Regions from separate parts of the Mus musculus genome. Here region 2 is linked to region 1. Evidence: chromatin loops called from intact Hi-C (ENCODE). Cell type or tissue: left cerebral cortex. All regions are shown on one strand. Each heading gives the region's core, and the rest is flanking DNA. Links, peaks and the distances in the headings are about the cores only.

Region 1 (10,640 bases), core at 2,641-10,640:
GAGGGAGAGGGAGAGGGAGAGGGAGAGGGAGAGGGAGAGGGAGAGGGAGAGGAGAGGGAGAGGGAGAGGGAGAGGAGAGGGAGAGGGAGAGGGAGGAGAGGGACAAGTTACTGAGTGTCCGGGTCAGGGAGTCTTCTTGGGTGATAGAAAAACAGCTGTGCCCATGGTTCCAGGCCCCTGGTTCTCCATCCACTATCCAGACCTCAATATGTTGATTCTGGGATGCTTTGGCCTCTCACACCTTGGAATCCCCAGAGAGGGGCCCTCTGTCACTGTTTGTTTGTTTGTTTGTTTGTTTGTTTGTTGTTTTTCAAGACTGTTTTTAATTTCTCTGTATAGCCCTGGTTGTCCTAGAACTCGCTCTGGAGTCCATGCTGGCCTTGAACTCATGGAGATCCACCTGCCATGCTTGTATCCCAGCTGTAGAGAGGCAGAGGCAAGAGGACTACTATGAGTTCTAGCGAATTCCATATGAACCAAAGCTACATGAAACCACATAGACAAGACAAAGACAAGGGCTAGAGAGAGGGCTCAGCGGTTACAAGCACTGACTGCTCTTCTAGAGGTCACAAGTTCAATTTCCTGGTACCACATGGTGGCTCACAACTATCTATAATGGATCCGATGCCCTCTTATGGTGTGTCTGAAGACAGTGACAGTGTACTCATACATAAATTAAACAACTCTTTAAAAAAAGAAAGAAAGGGCTGGTGAGATGGCTCAGTGGGTAAGAGCACCTGACTGCTCTTCCGAAGGTCCGAAGTTCAAATCCCAGCAACCACATGGTGGCTCACAACCATCCGTAATGAGATCTGACTCCCTCTTCTGGAGTGTCTGAAGACAGCTACAGTGTACTTACATATAATAAAAAAAAAATAAATAAATCTTAAAAAAAAAAACTTGAAAAAGAAAGAAAGCAGGCTGAACAAGCTATGATGAGCAAGCCAGTAAGCAGCATCCCTCCATGGCCTCTGCATCAGCTCCTGCCTCCAGGTCCCTGCCCTGTTTGAATGCCTATCTTGATTTCATGTGACGATGAACAGTGATATAGAAGTGTAGGCCAAATATGCCCTTGCCTCCAAGCAATAGTAACCCTAAACTAAGACACTAGGTAGAGCAGACTGGCTTCAAGATCACAGAGATCATCCTGTTTCTGCCTCTGAGTACTGGGTTAAAGTTGTGTGTCACCGCATCCAGCTTTCTCTCATTTTATGAATACATTCATTTGCATTCCTTCCAGCCCATTTCCAAATGCTGCTATGCCCTCTTGAACTTTTATTAATTCATAAATTCATTGTATACACATATGTAGATATAGTTATTGTGTGCTGTGTGATATGAATTAATATTAGTAATAAAAGAACATGGTCAGGCTGCCAAGGTAGGCAGATTATCTAGAAGTTGCCATCATTGAAACTGCTGAACTGTGTGAATTTATTGCTATTCAATCAATTACAACCTTATTGAAAGACTTAAACATGGGACTGGAGAGATGTCTCAGGAGTTAAGAGCACTGGCTGCTCTTCCAGAGGACCTGGGTTCAATTTCCAGCACCCACATGCCAGCTCACAAGTCTCTGTAGCTCCAGTTTCAGGGGATCTGACACCCTCACACAGACATACATGCAGCCACAACACCAATGTACATAAAATAAAAATAATTGTTAAAAAATTATTTATTTTATTATATGAGTGCTCTACCTGCACATATACCTGCCAGCCAAAAGAGGGCATCAGATCTCACTATGGATGATTGTGAGCCACCATGTAGTTGCTGGGAATTGAACTCAGGACCTCTAGAAGAACGGCCAGTGCTCTTAACCACTGAACCATCTCTCCAGCCCCAAATAAAAAATAATTTAAAAAAAAGAATGACATAAACATGTTCATCTGTGTTTATATCACAGTGTAGCCTCCAGTTGGTGGCTCTGCACTTGGGGACAGACTGTGAGGGTTATAGCCTGTCCCCAGCCCCACTGTTCACTCAGCTTCCTGAGAGTAAATGCAATGTAATCAACACTTCCTGCTTATGCCTCACCCTCCACACCAGCTCTCCTTGCCTGTTGCTATGTCTGCCCATCCCTCAGGAACTGTAAGCCAAAATAAACTCTTCCTCTCTCACGTGGCCTTTATCAGGATATTTTATCATAACAACAGAGCAGAGACTGATACATCATCCATAGAGTGTTGAGAGAAAAGAAAACAAGGCTCCACTCTCCTAAGGGTGCTGAGTCCTTATGACGTCAGGAGAGGTTCTTCTAAAAGCTCCGAAGCATCATTCACAGTGAGAGGCCAAGGCCTGTGCCATTGTCTCTAGCCCAGAAACCCAACAACATGCAGCTGAGAAGTGGAGCCTTGTGAAGTAAGATAGAGGCTGAGAGTCTGAGGTTCCCAAGCAGATGGTAACCATAGCTGTGGCATAAGAAGCTATCTATCACCTTGGCCAGGCATAATGGAATATGCCTTAACTCCCAGCCTGGGAAGCAGAGGCTGAAGCTAGATATCTGTGAATTTGAGGCCAACCTGGTTCTACATATTGAACAGGCATAGATACATAGAGAAACCCTGGGTCAAGAAGAGGAAGAGGAGGAAGAGGAAGGGAGAAAGAGGTGGGGGAAGAGAAGGAGGGGAGGGGAAGGAGGGGAGGAGGAGAGAGGAGGAGGAAGAGGAGGAGCCACCTTCTCCCATGACAACACTGTGTGGTAGCAGCCACATGTCATCTTTGTTGTCCTGAGTCAGAGTCTAGTTAGCCCTGGCTGTCCTGAAACTCACTATGTAGAAGACCAGGCTGGCTCCAAGCTTACAGAGATCTTCTTGCTTATCTCTCCTTAGTGCTGGGATAAAAGCTGTGCCCCATAATATCTAGTTCCCCATGTCATCTTGCTGAGCAGCATCTCAGGCCTGTGTTGGGGCATCTGAGGACACAGTCAGGCTCCATGAGACCAGAAGGGACAGACACACGTATCAAAGCATGGGAAACTAGCAGTGAACTTTACAATCCTGGACCCACAGAAAAAGTATTCTGACCCCATCCAAGCCAAATTTTATATTATGAAGAACCCAAGATTTGAAACACACAAAACCTTCATTTTCTTTTATGCTTTCTGCAATATTTAAGTGTTTAAAATATAAAGAATAGGGATGGGGGAAGGAAAGATGGCTCCATTGTTAAAAGCATTTCCTGTTCTTTTAAGAGGACTTGAATTCAGTTCCCAGCACCCACATCAAGTAGCTCACAATTACCTATTAACCCCAGCTCTCAGGAGTTCTAACGCCCTCTTCTGGTCTCAACGGGCACTGCCCTCACATGCACATAACCCCACACAGATATACACATACTTAAAAATAAAATCTTAATATATATTAAAAATAGCACAAAAATCATGAATATTTCCTCTGGCTTTGCCAGTTAATGTCACTGGCCTGATCTGAGCAGATCTCCCTCCTTCCCTAGTTCTAGTTCTATTTCTATTATTTCTTTTCTTCCTTCCTTCCTTCCTTCCTTCCCTCCTTCCTTCCTTTTCTGAGACAGTCTCACCAGATAGCACAGACTGACTTTAAAACTGCACTCAACAATCCTCTTGCCTCAACCTCACAAATCCTGTGATTCTAAGGTGGCGCCATCAGAGCCCTGGGAGTTAGGTTGGTGTGTCAGTGACTGTGTGCTCCCTCTCCAGGTCTCACTTCCAACTGCCACCAGGATGTCACCACACCTGACTCCATGGAGGGATTCTGATGACTCTGCTTGTTTGGGGCGTAGTGTTTGTTTAGTTGTTTGGTTGGTTGGTTTGAGACAGGGTTTTGTAGTGGAGTCCAAGTCAGTTTCAAACTTGTTTTGTAAATGAGTAACTGAGGCTTTGAGCTCAGAATGCCACCCAGACTGGCCTCAAACCCTCAGCAATCCTCATGCCTCAGTCTCCCGAGCACTGAAGCCACACCCAGACTGAATTCACAGACAGAGCACAGGCTTGTGGCCAAACTTGCCTGCCACACAGTGTGATCATTTCTGCTCAGCTTGCCCAGTGTGCTCAGGCAGACCGCTTTCCCCCAAATCTTAGAAAATGGACAATCTCCTGCTGTCCCTGAGAGTACCCTCCAGCCTGTGGGCCTTGGATCTGAGGGTCTAACAATTCTCCTATGCAGATACATTCCACAGAGAAGCAACCTAGGGCTCCAATGGGGGAGCCCTAACGAGGTCACAGAGTCCAGCTCTAGGGATGGCTGGAGGCTAGAGAGGCTAGAGGGGAGGAGAGCCAGAAACCTGGGGAACAGCAGGAGGACCCTGATAGCTTAGTGTGGAGCAGTAAGATAGCGATAGGGGTATGTATGGCCAGGGCTCAAGGGTCTTCAAGGATAGGAAAAGTCTTGGTCCTAGCAGAGAACCTGCCAGAACCCAGCTGGGGTCCCCATGACTCTGCCATGGCTCTTTTGTCCTCCCCCAGCCACTCAGGGCTCTTCACAATGGGTGTCAGTCTCTGATGGAGTGAGTGGTGGGGGTGAAGAGGGGCCTTGGACAGGGCCACAGGGGTCTGGCCTCTTCTTTGCCTCTGAGGTTGTCAAAGAAAAGAGCAGTGACCAAGTTTATCCAGGGTCCATAAATAAGGCAGCCCCTGAGCTGGGAAGATACACTTCAAGAGGGAAAAGGCCATGCTTGTGTTCTGGGGTACGTACGGGTTGGGGATGATGGGTGGGCCATCACTGGCTACCTGGAGGGAGAGTGGCCTCTAGCATCTGTCCTATTCTCTAGGCTCAGGAGAGACGGTACTCCTCTGCAGAGGTCTCTGCAAACCATTTCTGTAACCCTCGCTCCTGGGTGAATAGGTGCAGCCAATAAGCTGTACTTCCAGGAAAAGACATAGGTCTTGGCGAGGCTTATAAGGGACATATTCTCCACGGCGTAACTGAACCCTCCCCACAACAAGCTAAAGATTTTGTTCTGTGGGGAAAAACCCCCATGGGGTCGACCAGAACACAACCTACACCCTCTCCAGAAAATACAAAAGTCTTTATTGATTATTTTCCATTAAAAAATAAAAATAAAAGCCCCCTGCTCTGAGGTTAGGGAACCTGTGGGCAAGAAATGTGCAAAGCTCTAGTTGTAACACAGGGGCAGAGGGTGACCTGAGCCGAGGCAGGCCGGAAGGGAATCTCGCTGATTTAGGCAGAGGCATATTCTGTAAACAGGAATAGGGGTTTCGGAGAGTGACCCTTATCTCCTTGGAGGAAGTTCCAGGTGACCCCAGGCTCTGGGAAGAGGAAGAAGGCCCTTCTAGCAGGTGGAGCATGATTCGGGGGGGGGGGGGACCCTCAACCTGAGATACAGTAAACTGAGGCTGGAAGGCAGAAAGCTGAGTCTAAGGGCCAGGCTGGCCACCCTGGTTCTCTCACTGCTCCTCAGGCCCATCGCCACCCAGAGCCTGTTCATAGGGACAGGGCTTGCGGCAGGGGCCAGCTGGCTCTGCACCCAGGGGCCCTGCCTGTGGTGCTTCGTCCTCTGCGCAGTCCCCCTGACCCTGCTCGCCCTCCATGTCACTCTCATCCGAGTTGTCCTCCTCCAGGTAGCGGTAGCCGCGGACTTTGTGCTGTGGCTTCGGAATGCGCGGCTGCCGCGGGACCAATCCTTGCTGCAACTTCTGCTCCATCCACAGGTATGAGGCTGCTGCTGCTACCAGGGTCACCAGCAACACTGCCAGCTTGGCCTGGGAGCAAGGAAAAGGAGAGACACCACACTCCTTTAGGTCTTCCTTCTCCCCCACCTCCTGGCTCTTCCCTTCCCTGCCCCCTCACCCAGGATTTCCAAGGCAGTCTCTGAGTACAAGGCTCAAACCCCACACAGACTTTAAAGTCACCATATCTCAGCAGGGCTCAATTTCACAACCTAAAAGGGGCTAATCCCTTTGTCTCAGAGAAAACATGAAGGTCTGAGAAAGTCTAAAAGTAGGCCTGACTTCCCTGAACCACAGTTAAACTAGTCCATTGCCCTAAACACAGTAGCACACAGGCAGGTGTGCATAGAGGCACCAGCCTCTTAATCCCATGGCTTGAGAAGTGGGAGCAGGGGGTCTAAGAGGTCAAGGCAGGCTGGGGCTACATTTTGAGACTATGTGTGGGGGATAAAATGTAGCTATAGATACAGATACAGATACCGATATAGATACAGATATATTGATATTCAAATCCACTACAGGGAGGGCACAGTAAATCTTTCCAGTGTTTTTTCTTTTTGTCTTCAGTGTTGGGGTGAGCCATGCATGTACCAGGAAGGTGCTCACCTCTGAGCACGCCTACTCCTCTCTTCAGACAGTTTGACTGTAACCCACAGCCCAGAAAGAAACACACAAATAGTTTTGTATTTGTACTTTGTACTCTGATTCCTTGCTTTTTCGATTCATTTTGCTTTCTTAAAAAAAAAAATGCTGCACAAAGCTGGGCCTGTCAGTACAGGCCTGTCAGTCATCTCAGCCCATAGAAGGCTGAGGTCAGTCTGGGCTACCTTGAGATCCTGGCCCAATGATACAGAAAAATGGAACAAAAACATGTGAGAAGGACCTGCTAAAATGACAGGCTTGGGTTAGGAACAGGCTAGGAACCTCAGGTACACTGATAGGTAGCAAGAAAGACCCTGGCTCCCACCTCCAGCACAGTCAGTAACAAACCAAAATCACCTTTAATCCCAGCACTCAGGAGGCAGAGGCAGGGGAATCTGTGAGTTCCAAGCCTGCTAGGTCTATACAGGGAGTTCCAGGCCAGCCAGGGATACCATTTTGTTTAAAAACAAAACAAGCCCAGTATAATGGTGCATGCCTTTAATCCCAGCACTTGGGAGGCAGAGGCAAGTGGATCTCTGTGAGTTTGAGGCCAACCTGGTCTACAGAGTTCCAGGACAGCCAGAGCTATATCGTCAAAACAATGTAAAAGCATAGAAGAGCTCATTCCTATAGGAGCTGAAATGGGAGGCCCTGGGTGTCCAGAAGTCCAGAAGCTAGTGAGCAGGTGATCCAACCACCCACAGCTCAGCCGAGTGTGCCCACAGGACCGAGGCTAGCAGGTAAAACAGTCACTGGGGTACTGGGTTTACCCCATGGACTAAGGGGTCCTTGGCTCAGTGCTTGGCCTTTAGAAAGTACTGCATTTAGGAGGCTATGAAATCCAAGTCTGTTTCCCAGTGAGGCATGGATACCCAAACTCCACCCATCCTCACCTTCATGGGCAAGCTGGAGCCCAGGTACACAACAAAGATGGCCACGGCCTGCCACCAGTGATAGATGGTGAAGATGAAGTCCTGCCTCTCTTTGTCTTCATATAGGATGCCCAGGAGTGCTGCAGGTAAAGGCACAAAGCAGGTAAGGAACCCTGTACCAGTTCCATCTCAGTTCCTGAGACTGAGCTAGGAAGACCAGCAAGAGCTGTGCACCAATCCTCGCCTGGCCCCTACTGGAGACTTCTGTTACTACACTGTCAAGATGAGCCCAGAGGTGCAAGGACCCTCCACTGAATCCTGTCTGCTTTTGACCCATCACCCAGTGTGCCAAGCACTCAGCTGCTGTTTCTCTACCTTGCCAGGGGCTCAGAAAATAGAAGGAATAGGCAGGAAATAGAAGGTGGGATATCTGAGAGGCAGAAAGAATTCTGGGATAGAGCCACTCTCAGGAGATCAGCTTGGGAAGATGTGAGCAACAGGACACATAGCACCTGAGCACAGGCCAGCCCCATGGCAGAATGCAGGTTATAATAAATGGGATATTTTACTTATGATCTAAAATATATAGATATTTTAGTTATGATCAGAGTAGAGCCTAGCTATATGGCCAAGGTATTTGTAAATATATTTTGAGTCTGAGTCTTATTTCTGAGAGCATGGGGCTGGGAGGCAGAACCAGAGCCTAACTCCTATACATTTCAGCAACTAACTTTTCACAAGCCAAGCCTGGGGGCGGGGGCTGGTTTCCTGGGGGCGGAGCCGGCGGGGGAGGAGCTGGTTTCCTGAGGGTTCACCTCAAGGTGGTAGAGAAACAGCAACTGGAGCTGAGACTCTGGAGCTCAGGACTGGAAAAAGTAAAGGTTCAAAGGTCACATTAAGGGCGATTTCAGGAAAACGACTGAAATCTCCAAAGCTGGCCCAACTTTGAAAAGAGTTTATATGGGTTGTCTGATGGATTAAAAGCTCTCAAGTATGAAGATTGCACAGCCCTGGCTGACCTTGCTAAGCTTGGTCCAGCTCAGAGCATGAACACGTCCATCATGTGACTTGGGGAGGTGGGGACACTTGAAACTGTCAACAGCATTAGACCATGAGGATCAGTGCCAGTAAGGACAACCTACACGGCTGCACTCACGTGTGCCAGCTGTCTGTCACCAACACAAACCCATCTCACACATACCCAGGGAGCCCCCACGCAGCTGAAGCCTGGCCTACCATAGCTTCTTTTCTCAGGCTCTCACTCCAGCTGCCCAGGTTTGAGCATGGATTCTGAGGTTGGGCAAGCTGGGTTTGGACTGTACCTTGATCCTCGTTACAAACAAAAATCCATCCAGGTATGAAAGCACACCTTAGTTCCAGAATGGGGGAGACTCAAGCAGACTGATCTCTGTGAGTTTGGGGCCAGCCTAGTCTACATAACAATTTCTAGGCCAAACAAGGATATATACAAAGGCCATGTCAAAACACAACAAAACAAAACAAAAAAACCAAAAAACAAAAAAAGGGAAAAGAAAGAAAGAAAGAAAAAGAGAGAAAAAGAAGAGCAAATGAGATGGCTTAGTGGGTAAAAGGCACCTGACACCAAGCCTAACCTTTCTGTGTTCAATCCCCAGGACATATGTGGTAGACGGAGAAAATCGACTTCCACCAACTATCCTCTGGACTCCACGTTCATGCCATGACATCTTACTCCCACATTCATACACATATGCATTATAAATAAATAAATAATATTAATTTTTAAGTTTTGGGAGGAAGAGGCAGGCAGATATCTGAGTTTGAGGCTAGCCTGGTCTACAGAGCTTGTTCTAGGACAGCCAAGGCTACCCAGAAACCCTGTCTCAAAAACAAAAACAAGCTGGAGAGATGGCTCAGTGGCTAAGAGCACTGACTACTCTTCCAAAGGTCCTGAGTTCAAATCCCAGCAACCATATGGTGGCTCACAACCATCCATAATGAGATCTGATGCCCTCTTCTGGTGTGTCTGAAGACAGCTACAGTGTGCTTACATATAATAAATAAACAAATCTTTTTAAAGAATTAACTAAAAAGAAAAAAGGAGAATAGGGGGCTGGGGTAATTCCAGCACTCAGGGATCTAAGATAGAATCAAACTTGTTTAAAGTCAGCCTGAGCTACATGGTGAGTCCAGGCCAGCCTGGGCTACAGTGTAAGGCTTTGTCTCAAAACATATAATTGAAGAAGAAGGAAAAAGGCTGAGTGTGGTGGCATATGACTTTGATTCTAGCACTTGGGAGGTAGAAACATGTGAATCTCTATGGGTTCAAGGCCAATCTGGAATCTATATGGTGAATGCCAGACTAGCTGAGGCTACATAGTGAGACCCTGAGAAATAGAAACAGAAAAGAAAGAGTCCAGTTCTGCACCTACACCCTGCAGGACAGACAAGCACCTGGCACCCTCTCCCTCCCTGGAGCCTGGAACTCAGGATCTGTTTCCCGTGCTCAGAAATTATGCTAACATATCCCTGAGTGCTGGTGTGTATTTCTATATACTCTCCCCAGGTCTCTTCACTGAGCCCACACCCACCCGTGTACTCACAAGACTTCACATGTATACCCCTCAGTGTGATGCCCACCTGCTACAGCATGGAACTTCTACACCCTTCAAGAGTATCCATGGGACTTCTCCAACCATCTCTACAGTGTCCACAGAAGTCTTTTCACCCCAGACTATGCCAAGCAATCTCTACCTGCCTCGACTGTGTCCACAGAACCCATAGGATGCTAACAGTTCTGAGCCACCTAGAGGTGACCACAGCCTGCCTCTCCCCCACCTCAGGTGTGCCAGTTCCTAAGGCTGTACTCACTGCTAAGTCCGGTCTTGTTGAGGGCGCTGCCCACACCCCAGAGGGCAGCCACGAAGTAAAAGATCCAACTGTGCTGGAGGACCCGAGGAGCAGGAGCCCAGAAAAAGAGGCTAAGGGTGAGCAGTAGGTGCAGTCCTGCCCCAGCCACGAGCGGGACAGAGCGAGGCAGCCACAGTCCCAGCAGCCCCAGAACCGAGGAGGCTGAGGCACCCAGGCTGTAAGCTATGAGCAGGTATGCCAGTCGCTCCAGCCCCATGGAGCACACGCCGTAGCCCTAAGGAGGAGAGCACAAGGAGGCCGGTTGGTCCCAAGCCCTTCCCACACCAGATGCCGTTTTAGTTCACACCTGTCCTCTCTGGGTCTCCTGGTATTAACTCCCTCTAAGGCTGGTAGAAAGGGTGAAAGCATCTCCATTCTAACTACAAAAAGTTGAAAAATGACTTGTTCATGGTAAAAGACAATGGGGCTGAGAGAGGGAAGAGAAAGAGGGAGGGGAATAATTCAGAATATACTCATACATATTTATACATGTATATGCTGTGCATCTGAAATTCAAGTTTAGCCAGACATCTTGTCTGTTCTTACCAGGGCAAAACCAGTGCAGGCAAAGA
Region 2 (10,640 bases), core at 1,583-9,582, 64 kb before region 1:
CTTCGTAGTTACTGGCGCTCACAAGAATTTCAGATTTAAAAGCATTTGGCTCCAGAATGATGGGCAAGTAGTTTAGTTTCTTCTGTCAAATGGTAAATTTTTTTGATCATTGAACTCATGTGCTATTGTAAAGTGTCTTTTTTTTTTTTTTTTTTTTTTTTAATAATCGGGAAAACAGAGTGCAAAGAAACCAAAGGGATTAAATCAGGCAGTGAAAACACACTGCTACCATTTCTTGATTTTTCTTTCCCTTCCTTCCTTCCTTCTTCCTTCCTTCCTTCCTTCCTGAGACAGGGTCTCATACAGCACAGACCAGCCTCCAACTAACTTGCTGTGTTGGCTAGGATGACCTTGAACTCCTAATCCTCCTGCTTCTACCCTCCACCTCTTGAGTGCAGAGATGAAAGGCATGTATAACCAGACCTTGGAATACAACACCTCTAGTCTCTGTAGTATTTTGTATACTTACAATGAAAGAAAAGTAGTATTTTTAATTTTTGAAATAGGAAACCGGTTATAGTATTAAATAAGTATTTCCTAAAGAGAAGTCCCAGGCAGGCACTCCTTCATCCCACTTGGCCAGGACAACAGTTATTCTACATAGTTGGTCCTGGTGGGTGAAGAAAGTCCCTGGGAATGGTGACATCCACAGGGCTCCTCAAGAAGAGGAATAGGAAGAAAAGGGCCAAAGAACCCAGCAGATCCCTGGTGTGCGCCAGCTGTGCAGACAGAGCCTTGAATACTTACTGGACCTAAGAACTTTTTAAAATTTATTTATTTATTGTATGTATATGAGTACACTGTAGTTGTACAGATGGTTGTGAGCCTTCATGTGGTTATTGGGTTTTGATTGAATTTAGGACCTCTGCTTGCTCCAGTCAACCCTAATTGCTCCAGTTGGCCCTGTTCACTCAGTCCCTGCCCAAAGATGTGTTTATTATTATAAATAAGTACACTGTAGCTGTCTTCAGACAAACCAGAAAAGGGAATCAGATCTCATTACTAGTGGTTGTTAGCCACCATGTGGTTGCTGGGATTTGAACTCAGGACCTTCAGAAGAGCAGTCAGTGCTCTTAACCACTGAGCCATCTCTCCAGCCCCGGAACTGTGAAGAATTTCTGGCTGGTGGGAAGGGTGTGTGTGGGGTGGGGGTGGAAAACAGACCTGGGATTTATAAATGTCTGCTGGTTCCACATTTATAGAGAATGAATTAGAGGGGACCTGAAAGGTTCCAGGTGGCAGATAAAGAGCCATGGCTATGATGAAGGGCCTGTGGACGTAGGAAAAGGAGTGTCCACTGGAAGGGACAGTGGGTGTGAAGATGTGAGATGACAGGTGCCCCTCATATTGCCCAGTGTCCAGACAGAAGTCAGAGAGACAGATAACTGTTGAGAGCTTTTGGTTCCACGTCTAGGAATTTGGCATTCGTCACTGGGCTTAGGCAAGGAAGTAGGCTCAGATAATAATATTAGAAACCGTGACCATGGGCTCTGTTTACTGCTTTGCTTACCTTATGTGATCTCTTCGCTTACCACTTAATTGTTTCCTTGTGTGATCTCCTTGTTTACTACTTCACTTGATTTCTTTTTTTTCTTTTTTCTTTTTTTGGTTTTCTGAGACAGGGTTTCTCTGTGTAGCCCTGGCTGTCCTGGAACTCTGTAGACCAGGCTGGCCTCGAACTCAGAAATCCACCTGCCTCTGCCTCCCGAGTGCTGGGATTAAAGGCATTCTCCACCACCGCCCGGCTACTTGATTACTTTTTGATCTAAGAACTCACCATGTGTTTTAGATATACCTGGAATGATATAAAAGCAGGCTGGTAAGAAACAAAGCTGTTTCAGCCTCAGTGTGGGCTGGAGTCATGTGATAATGTTGTCTGTTTTTCTTTTTCAATCCTCACGCCCTTGCTTGAGACCCTGTTGACTGACTGAGCTGGCTCGGTCAGATAACGACACAGCAGGGAACAGGCTGAGAAAGAAGGGAGCACCAGGCCTTGGACCCTCCAGAGGAAACTGCTTAGGAAATGACACCAGAATGGACCTTTAAATGTTTTTTTCTTTCTAGCCTAACTTAGTTTCAAACACAAGGCAATCCTGCCTTAGTCTGCCAGGTGTTGGAGTTACAAGTGTGAGCCTGTACAACCAGCTAATTGACCTCTGTGTCTCCTTGTCCTCTCTCTGCCTTTCCGTGACACTCACCTCTTTACTGAGGTCAAAGGCCGGGAGGGCCTTGAGCATTCCAGGCAAGCTAAGGAGCATCTCCTGCTGCCTCCTTTAAAAAAAACGTTTTTTCCTTGAGAAAGGGTCTCCCTGTGTATCACTATATATGCAAGGATGGTTTTGAATTCGTAGCAATCCTCCTGCCTCCACCTCAGACTCCCTTTACTCAAGCAGCGTGGTAAGCAAGTGCACTGGCACCTGTACCCAGCTGGGGAGGCCCGAGTGGCATCAGAGCCACACTGTCTGCTTCTGAAAATGGGGTCAATCACTTCTATTTGATGTATGTGGAAGACTTAAGGGAATAACACATGGCAAGCACTTGGTGCTGAGCTTGACACTAGATGAATGTGGGTCCTGTCCTCCACTCTCCATTTCTGTCACTTCCATGACCTGCATCTTGTCCCTGGCACTTCTCCCTCTGATCTGAGTACTTAGGATGGGGGATGGGGGAAGGTCTGGGATGCCCTGGCTCCACACTGTTACCCCTCCTCCTGCCCCCCCAAATGATCCACAGACTTAGGTCTAAGCCCTGGATTAGCTATGTAATCTCTAGCTCTGCCCAGGCATCTCTTCTCTACCAAGTAGAGGGGGGCTGGGACTGCCCTGCCAGGCTGTGACACTTCAGGCAGGATGTGGATGCTCTTGGTGCCCCTTCTGGGAGCACTGATGGACCCAGTGACTGTCACAGGCTTGTCAGTAGTGCTGTGGGTCCTGCTGAGTGCCAAGCACTATGGGAAGGAAACTATGGTTTTGGGTACAGTTCTCCCAGTCAGGGAGGAAATCCTACAGACGCTCATTTTCACCCCCACGGAGTTAAGGCCATCTAGGGCTACTGTCCCAGTTTGCTGTCTATTTCAGTGATAAATACCATGACCAAAACAAGCAAACACCTTGGGGAGGAAAGGCATACATTTCCATGTCACAGTCCCTCATTGAGGGAAGTAACGGCAAGAACTCAAGGTTCCTGTGGGCAGAAATGAACCCAAGGCCATGGAGGAACACTACTTACTGGTTTGCTTGCCCATGGCTTGTTCAGGTTTTTTTTTTTTTTTTTAATACAATACAGGACCATCTGCTCAGGAATGACTTAACCCACAGTGGGCTTGGCCTTCCCACATCAATCCTTAATCAAAAAAAAAAATGCTCCCACAGACTTGCCTACCAGCAACTTAATGAAAATAATCCCTTAGTCAAAGGTCCCCCTTTTCAAATGACTAATTTATGGCAAGTTAAAAAACAAACCAACAAAAAACCCTTCTGACCAGCACACACTGTGGGCAGTATTGAGCAAACAGGTATTCATCTGTCTCTTACATACTACACTTCTAAGTCAGACATTGTAGTGACAATTTTGGAGTTTTGGTTTCTTTGAAAAAAAAACCACAGAAATATTATCAGAATGTGTTTTTGTTTTGATCCTAAGTGTGAGGATATAGAGCTGCTTCAGACTGTCCACAGCAGCTGACTATGATTTGCCTTGTGTTCTAGCAAGGACATGATTTTTCCAGCTGTAGATAGTTTCTGTGATGATGTGACATTTGGAATTCTGTGGAGTTTTTAGAGGGTATATAAATGCTAGGACACCAAGAGGTTATTAAGTAGTTGTGCACAAAGAAGAAACAAGAAGAAGAAGAGGAGAAGAAAGAAGAAAAGGAAATAATTAGATATCCTGACAGTAAAGATCAGGCTTGCCCCAAGGAACTGACGCCCATAATAAGCATGAAGTAGTCTAATGATGCTGCTGCCCTCCTTCTGACCCCTGATACCCTGGACTCAAATACTATGTAAACACAAAGAATGCTTTATTCTGCAGAAGTCCAGCATGCTGAGGTCTCCCATTACCAAGATAGACATCCAAGTGAGCTTGTAGGCTCAATTTAAAGCATATTAGGGGAATAGTAAGACTCTGTCTGACAAAGCAGAAGGAAGGAAGGAAAGAAAGAAGGAAGGAAGGAAGGAAGGAAGGAAGGAAGGAAGGAAGGAAGGAAGAAAACTCTTAAACTCTTATATCTGGGGCTGGTTTTTGAATCTAGCATTAGGAAGTCAAAGGCTCACAGCAAGTTGAAAGCCAGCCTACGCCATATAGTGATTTCCAGGCCTGCCAGAGCTAAATGAAACTTATCTTAAAAGAAAAACAAGCAAAACGTTTTTGTTCTAGAGCTGGGTTCTGAAGACAGGAGTCCGGCTGCAGTGTGTAACTAGAGCCCCAAGGGGTCCCTGATAAGGGGAGGGAGTAGCCTTTTAGCATCGGCGGGAGCCTGTGACACTCACTGACCATCCCTGGTCTCTGCATTGCTCTAAAAGGTTTACAGACACACAGCCCTGAGAAGTCCTATGCAAAGGTTCTGGGGCAGCTTTGTGGGAGGTGAGGGACCTCACCGGTTCTTTTGTTAATGAGTACTTCTCCAAGGCACACGGATGCTCAGGGGGAGCGCTTAGTTCAGCAGGGCTCGGCTAGTTCAGCGTAATTACACCAGATCAGGACGATTCCGCTGTAGTCCAACTAATTTTCTCACCAGCTTCCATTCGTGCATATATAGCTGGTGTCAACTAGACGCAAAGTCTGTAGGAAGTGGAATACTTGGGATCCAGCAGAGGGCGACACGTGAGCCTGGTTTACTAGGAAAAGGAAGAGTCTCCGAGAAAGGAGAGTCTGGGCAAGCTGGACTACATCTCCCAGAAGGCCTAGCACGAGAGTAAATTTCCGGTCTCTGTGCCCGCGCACCTTTAGTGGGCGAGGCCGAGGACAGAGCTCAAAGGAACGGAGGTCCCTGGACACGCCACTGGCTGCGGATGTGTGACGCACTTCCTGTGCGCTCCCCACCCCGTGTGTTTCTGTCGCGCCGGTCCCGCGGTTCGGAGTTGTGAAGGTGACAGCCGGAGGTGACCCGTCTGGCTCCCGCGATGCTAGCGGCACGGCATTTTCTCGGCGGGTTGGTTCCCGTGCGGGTATCTGTGCGTTTCAGCAGCGGCACGGTGAGCCCGCCCTGATTCAGGCCCACGCCTATGGCGGAGGAGTGGCGAGCGGCGAGCGGGATTGTGGTCCCCTCTGCAGAGTCCTCTCCTCTCCGAGCTACCACCCGGTCTGGATAAAAACTAACGGTCCCAACTCCAGGCTGACGATGTCCAGTCCAGCTACTCTTGTTTTAACAACCCCGTCTTGGGGTGAGGGTTTGCAGGTGTTGAGGCGTCTTAGATAATCTGTTATTTCTTCCTCGCAGCCCTACCGGGTATCAGGGTCTTCGCCCCATTTCAAAGTTCAGAAAACAGTTTTGAAAAAGATGTGTATCTCCTCAACCCCCCGACAGTATTTTGCTTCCAGTAGTGACCGGAAAACGCTTTTGTGAATTTTTTTTTTTTTATGAGATAGGGGCTCATTATATAGTTCTAGGCTGTATTCAAATTAGTGTTGGTCCTCTTGTCTCAGCCTCTCTGGGTGCTCCTGAGACCACAGGCATCCACCACTACACCTGAGGAGAAGTACTTTTAAGGAGGTAGGAGTGGATGTCAGGTCACTTTCTACCAAGTCGTGAACCATTCCAGTCCACACCTCTCCTTTATCTCAGACCCCAAATCCATTTTGTTCCCCAGCCCCAATGAGGCACTTCTCTTCCATCAGTGACCACGTACTACCTCTTCAGCAGAGTTAGGGAGATCAAGCCCCTCCTAGCCAGGTTTTGCTCTAGTGGAAGAGTCAGACAAATCTATGCTGGTCTTGGGGAAGCAATGCTGGTGCTGTCGCTGAAGTGTGACATGGCTCCGTGGGGACCATCTGCTTTTAGCTTTGTGGCCTTCCCTAAGTTCCTTTTGTTTAGAGCCCCCCCCCCCTCCTTTGGAAAATGGAGGAAATATCCTATCCCAGGAATGTTACAAGGATGAATTGGGATGAAACGTTGAGAGTGTTTAGCTCTGTAACTTCTAAACAGGAAGGACTGATATAAATGGTGGTCGGGAGCTACAATGTTTCAAAGACTTTGAAGCCTCTACCCCTGCTGTGGCCCAGCTCCTCATATGTAGGAAGGCCCAAGAAGCTGAAAATTCTGCCCCAATCCCTCATGGTCCCTGAGCTCTGGACCTCCTGACCTTCTATCTCCCCAGACAGCACCCAAGAAAACCTCATTTGGCTCACTGAAGGATGAAGACCGGATCTTTACCAACCTGTATGGGCGCCATGACTGGAGGTGAGACAGTGCCCATGGCCTGCTGGGTCCCAGAGCAGGACTTCTCCTTCACATCATTTCCTACTCTGTCCAGGCTGAAAGGTGCCCTGAGACGGGGTGACTGGTACAAGACAAAGGAGATCCTGCTGAAGGGGCCTGACTGGATCTTGGGTGAGATGAAGACATCAGGTTTACGGGGCCGTGGTGGTGCTGGCTTCCCCACTGGCCTCAAGTGGAGCTTCATGAATAAGCCCTCAGATGGCAGGTTTGTTGGGGAAATATCCTAAGCTCTGGTTGCAGGATACAGGAGGGGCTGCTGGATCACTGGGTTTTGGGGCTGATGCTGGGAAACTTAGCAGGCTGTAAGAGAGGATATATCTATCCTTAACTTAAGAGCTATCTCTTTCCTCAGCAGAGACTTAAGATGTTACAATCCATACAAGATTTTCATTTAGGCAGACCTTATTATTCAAATTCCACCTTTGCCTTTTAATACTTAGCAAGCTTTGGAGAATCTGGTCCTTTTGAATTCCTCTTTTTTTCTTCTTCTTCTTTTTCTTTTTTCTTTTGTATGTGTATGGGTGTGTGTCTGAGTATGATATGCAGAAGTTAAAAAGATAATGTTGGTTCAGTTTTTGACCTGCAACTTCAGTAGACACCTAGACACCTAGAATGCAAATTATAAAGTTAACCACTCGGTTGGCATAATGGCTCAGCAGGTAAGGGAGCCTGGCTTCAAGCCTGGTGACCAGAGGTCACTTCTAGAACCCACATGAAAGAGAGAGAGAGAGAGCTGACTCCCACAAGTTGATCCCTGAACTTCACATGTGTTATGGCACATGCTGCCACCACCAGTAAATAAATGTAATAAACAGAAATATTGTTTTCAAGATAGGACTTCTCTGTGTAGCTCTGGCTGTCCTGGAACTCACTCTGTAGACCAGGATGGCCTTGAACTCAGAGATCCACCCATCTCTGCCTCCTGGGTGCTGGGGTGAAAGGTGTGTACCACCACTACCTGCTCATTTTTTAAAAAGTCAACCACTCTACCTCCTGTTAGCCTCAAGGCTGTGGTAGAGGTTGCAGACCTCTTACGACCAAGAACTGAATTGACTCTCAAGGGAAGCCCAGGGAGAGATGTTGGATTTGTTCTCTCAGGAGAACATGGCTTATCTTGTGGACATACGTGGTCACGGATGAAATAGGCAGAGTCCTGTCATCGGTGTGACACAAAGAGAGCCTTGGGTAGGGCACAGAAGATCAACTGCCTTGAGGCTTCTCTGAGTGTAGACGGAATGAAGTTTGAGAACTGGGTCCTGGTGGGTCTGTAGCCTGACTGATGTGCAGGACCCCACAGGCCCAAGTATCTGGTGGTGAATGCTGACGAGGGAGAGCCAGGCACCTGTAAGGACCGAGAGATCATGCGTCATGACCCTCACAAGCTGGTGGAAGGCTGCCTTGTGGGAGGCCGGGCCATGGGAGCCCGGGCCGCCTATATCTACATCCGAGGGGAATTCTACAACGAGGCCTCCAATTTGCAGGTGAGAACATGAGCGCTGGCTGATGGTGCAGGCACACCTCACCTCACATGCTGTCGTCTTTCCTGGCACAACCATTCTTAGATGGTAGTACCAGTTTGGGGCCAGCAATTGGGTTGGTGGGAGGTGGGGGTGGCATTCCTGCATCCATCAACAACATGACCTGGGCCCAGAGTTCTTCCTTTTTGTGCTCCAAAGTTCAACTTAGGAAGTCTTCAAGGGTTCCATGGGCCCTGGATTGGAGGCTGACTCTTGGGGTACAGTAGGGCTGGGGAACTTAGACCTTGTCCCACAGGTAGCTATCCGAGAGGCCTATGAAGCAGGTCTGATTGGCAAGAATGCTTGTGGCTCCGACTATGATTTTGATGTGTTTGTGGTGCGTGGGGCTGGGGCCTACATCTGTGGAGAAGAGACGGCACTTATTGAATCCATTGAAGGCAAGCAGGGAAAGCCACGCCTGAAGCCGCCCTTTCCAGCAGATGTGGGTAAGACTCTGCCCAGCCCTGCCTCTTCCCTAAGGCTCAGCTCTGTGGGATCCTGGATCTGACCAGGTGCCTTCTGGGTGGTTCTTGCAGTATTTTTCTGTGCCCTTTGGAGAGGAGGACAGGTTGATGAGGAAGGTGTTAATAGTATAGCCTCTGCCAGTGCCACCCACAGCCTTCAGTTAACATCAGATACCCATGTCCCCTCTGGGCTGTGTACTTTCTTCCTGTCCCAGGAGCTAGAGGTGTGATGGTGAATAGGAGATGCTGCCCTGGAGTTGGGTACAGTGTGGGCCAGGAGCGATGAGGAGACAAGAGCAGGACATCCCACTAACAAGAGTCATGTTCCCAGTGGGCAGGTGGTGCATGCCTTTAATCCCAGCACTCGAAAAGCAGAGGTGGGTGAATCTCGAGTTCAAGGCCATCCTAGTCAACAGAGTGAGTTCTAGGATAGTCAGGTTATGCAGAGAAACCCAGTGTCCAAAAACAAAGCAAGTTTCCTTTCCTGGAAATCCACCAGTCTCTTGTTTTTCCTTGAAGGAGTGTTTGGATGCCCCACAACTGTGGCCAATGTGGAGACAGTGGCTGTGTCCCCCACCATTTGCCGTCGTGGGGGCACCTGGTTTGCTGGCTTTGGCCGAGAACGCAATTCAGGTACCAAATTGTTTAACATCTCTGGCCATGTCAACCACCCCTGCACTGTGGAGGAAGAGATGTCTGTGCCACTGAAAGAGCTGATTGAGAAACATGCTGGTAAGCCTGGAGCCAACTCAGGGGCTGTGCTTGGGAGAGGGCACGGTGGGAGAGCCATGACAATCCTTTTGCAAATTGTCACAGGTGGTGTCACAGGTGGCTGGGACAACCTCCTTGCTGTGATTCCTGGTGGCTCATCTACTCCACTGATTCCCAAATCTGTGTGTGAGACCGTGCTAATGGACTTCGATGCACTGGTGCAGGCTCAGACAGGCCTGGGCACGGCTGCAGTTATTGTTATGGATCGCTCGGTAATGGACCTCATGCCCCATAAACCTCCTCCCAGCCTGGGTGTGTTCCCTCCCTGAGCCTCTCTGAAAATTCTCCTGCCTGGCTCTTGGCTCCCAATTCCTACAGACTAAAACCCTGTACAGTGGGAGAGCATGGGCCAGAGCACTGGACCCAAGTCAGGGTTGTTGTGGGAGGGAGGCTAAGATGTCTGTGCACTGTTCCTTGTCTCCTAGACAGACATTGTGAAAGCCATCGCTCGTCTCATTGAGTTCTACAAGCATGAGAGCTGTGGCCAGTGTACCCCGTGCCGTGAGGGTGAGCTTCCTGGGAAGATTGGGATGTAGTTGCTGAGCTGTTCTTAACCTTCCCCCATGAGGCCTGCATCCCTTCAGGGTTGTCCCCTTCATGGTGGGAGGCCCTCAGGCCCCTCTTGTTGTTCTGCTACAGGCGTTGACTGGATGAACAAGGTGATGGCCCGATTTGTGAAGGGAGATGCCCGGCCAGCTGAGATTGACTCCCTGTGGGAGATCAGCAAGCAGATAGAAGGCCACACCATTTGTGCTCTGGGTGATGGGGCTGCCTGGCCAGTACAGGTACACACTGCCCTGCTGTGTCACACTAAGGTGGGGGCATTGACAGCCCAGAGCTTTGGAAATTTGCAACTCTGGTTCTTACAGAGCCTCCCTCACCTTCCCAGGGTCTGATCCGACATTTCAGGCCAGAGCTTGAGGATCGGATGCAACGATTTGCCCAGCAGCACCGGGCCTGGCAGGCAGCCTCGTGAGTCCACACCCTAGCCTGACAATTTCTCATCCCTTTGGGAAACTGGACAATAAACAAGTGCTGTCCACTCTCCAACCATAGCTTGTCTGGAACTTTGCTTTTCTGCCCTCCATACCTCACCTACGTGTAGAGATCTGTTCCTTCCCTGGGCAAGGGAAGCAGAATGTGACCAGGGCAGTGAGGGGTGGACTTGGCCCACTTCTCTTTTTGTGGCACTAGGGGACCAATCCCAGGGCTTTGGACAAGGTAGGTAAACATGCTGCCACTGAACCACACCCCCAGTCTTAAATTTGGTCCATCATGGCCTCTAAGGCAATGGTTCTCAACCTGTGGGTCGTGTATTGTATTTGTATTAGGATTTCATAAGAGTAGCAAAATTACAGTTATGAAGAGAAATAACTTTATGGTTGGGTGTCACCATAACATGAGGAACTGTATTAAAGGGTCACAGTACTAGGACGGTTGAGAATCACT

The links. Hi-C counts contacts between places; a loop is a spot of excess contacts. Peaks named below come from ENCODE experiments on the same cell type or tissue, not always from the same donor. Only the 100,000 strongest peaks of a DNase experiment are listed, where the experiment ranks them.
Region 2: it touches region 1 in a loop (9-fold over the local background); 13 of 42 quality-filtered maps call a loop at or near these places.

What each region holds. Positions count from the first base shown.
Region 1 is chr19:3,943,686-3,954,325 of GRCm38, reverse strand. It overlaps Unc93b1 (unc-93 homolog B1, TLR signaling regulator), which reads right to left. Exons shown (of 11, transcript NM_019449.2): 8 at 10,615-10,640; 9 at 10,030-10,303; 10 at 7,201-7,319; 11 at 4,986-5,698. The coding sequence ends at 5,384. Among named protein-coding and RNA genes, the nearest start is that of Aldh3b3, 9.8 kb to the left of the region's middle. In left cerebral cortex, for the core only: CTCF peaks have their summits at 3,235 (motif pointing left) and 7,434; a DNase peak (open chromatin) is centred at 7,427.
Region 2 is chr19:4,007,106-4,017,745 of GRCm38, reverse strand. Ndufv1 (NADH:ubiquinone oxidoreductase core subunit V1) reads left to right here and starts at 4,991. Exons shown (of 10, transcript NM_133666.3): 1 at 4,991-5,195; 2 at 6,318-6,400; 3 at 6,474-6,644; 4 at 7,737-7,920; 5 at 8,213-8,402; 6 at 8,940-9,152; 7 at 9,237-9,403; 8 at 9,617-9,698; 9 at 9,831-9,976; 10 at 10,081-10,247. The coding sequence starts at 5,124. The coding sequence ends at 10,167. In left cerebral cortex, for the core only: a CTCF peak has its summit at 4,812 (motif pointing right); a DNase peak (open chromatin) is centred at 4,925; H3K4me3 peaks cover 1,476 bases; H3K27ac peaks cover 578 bases.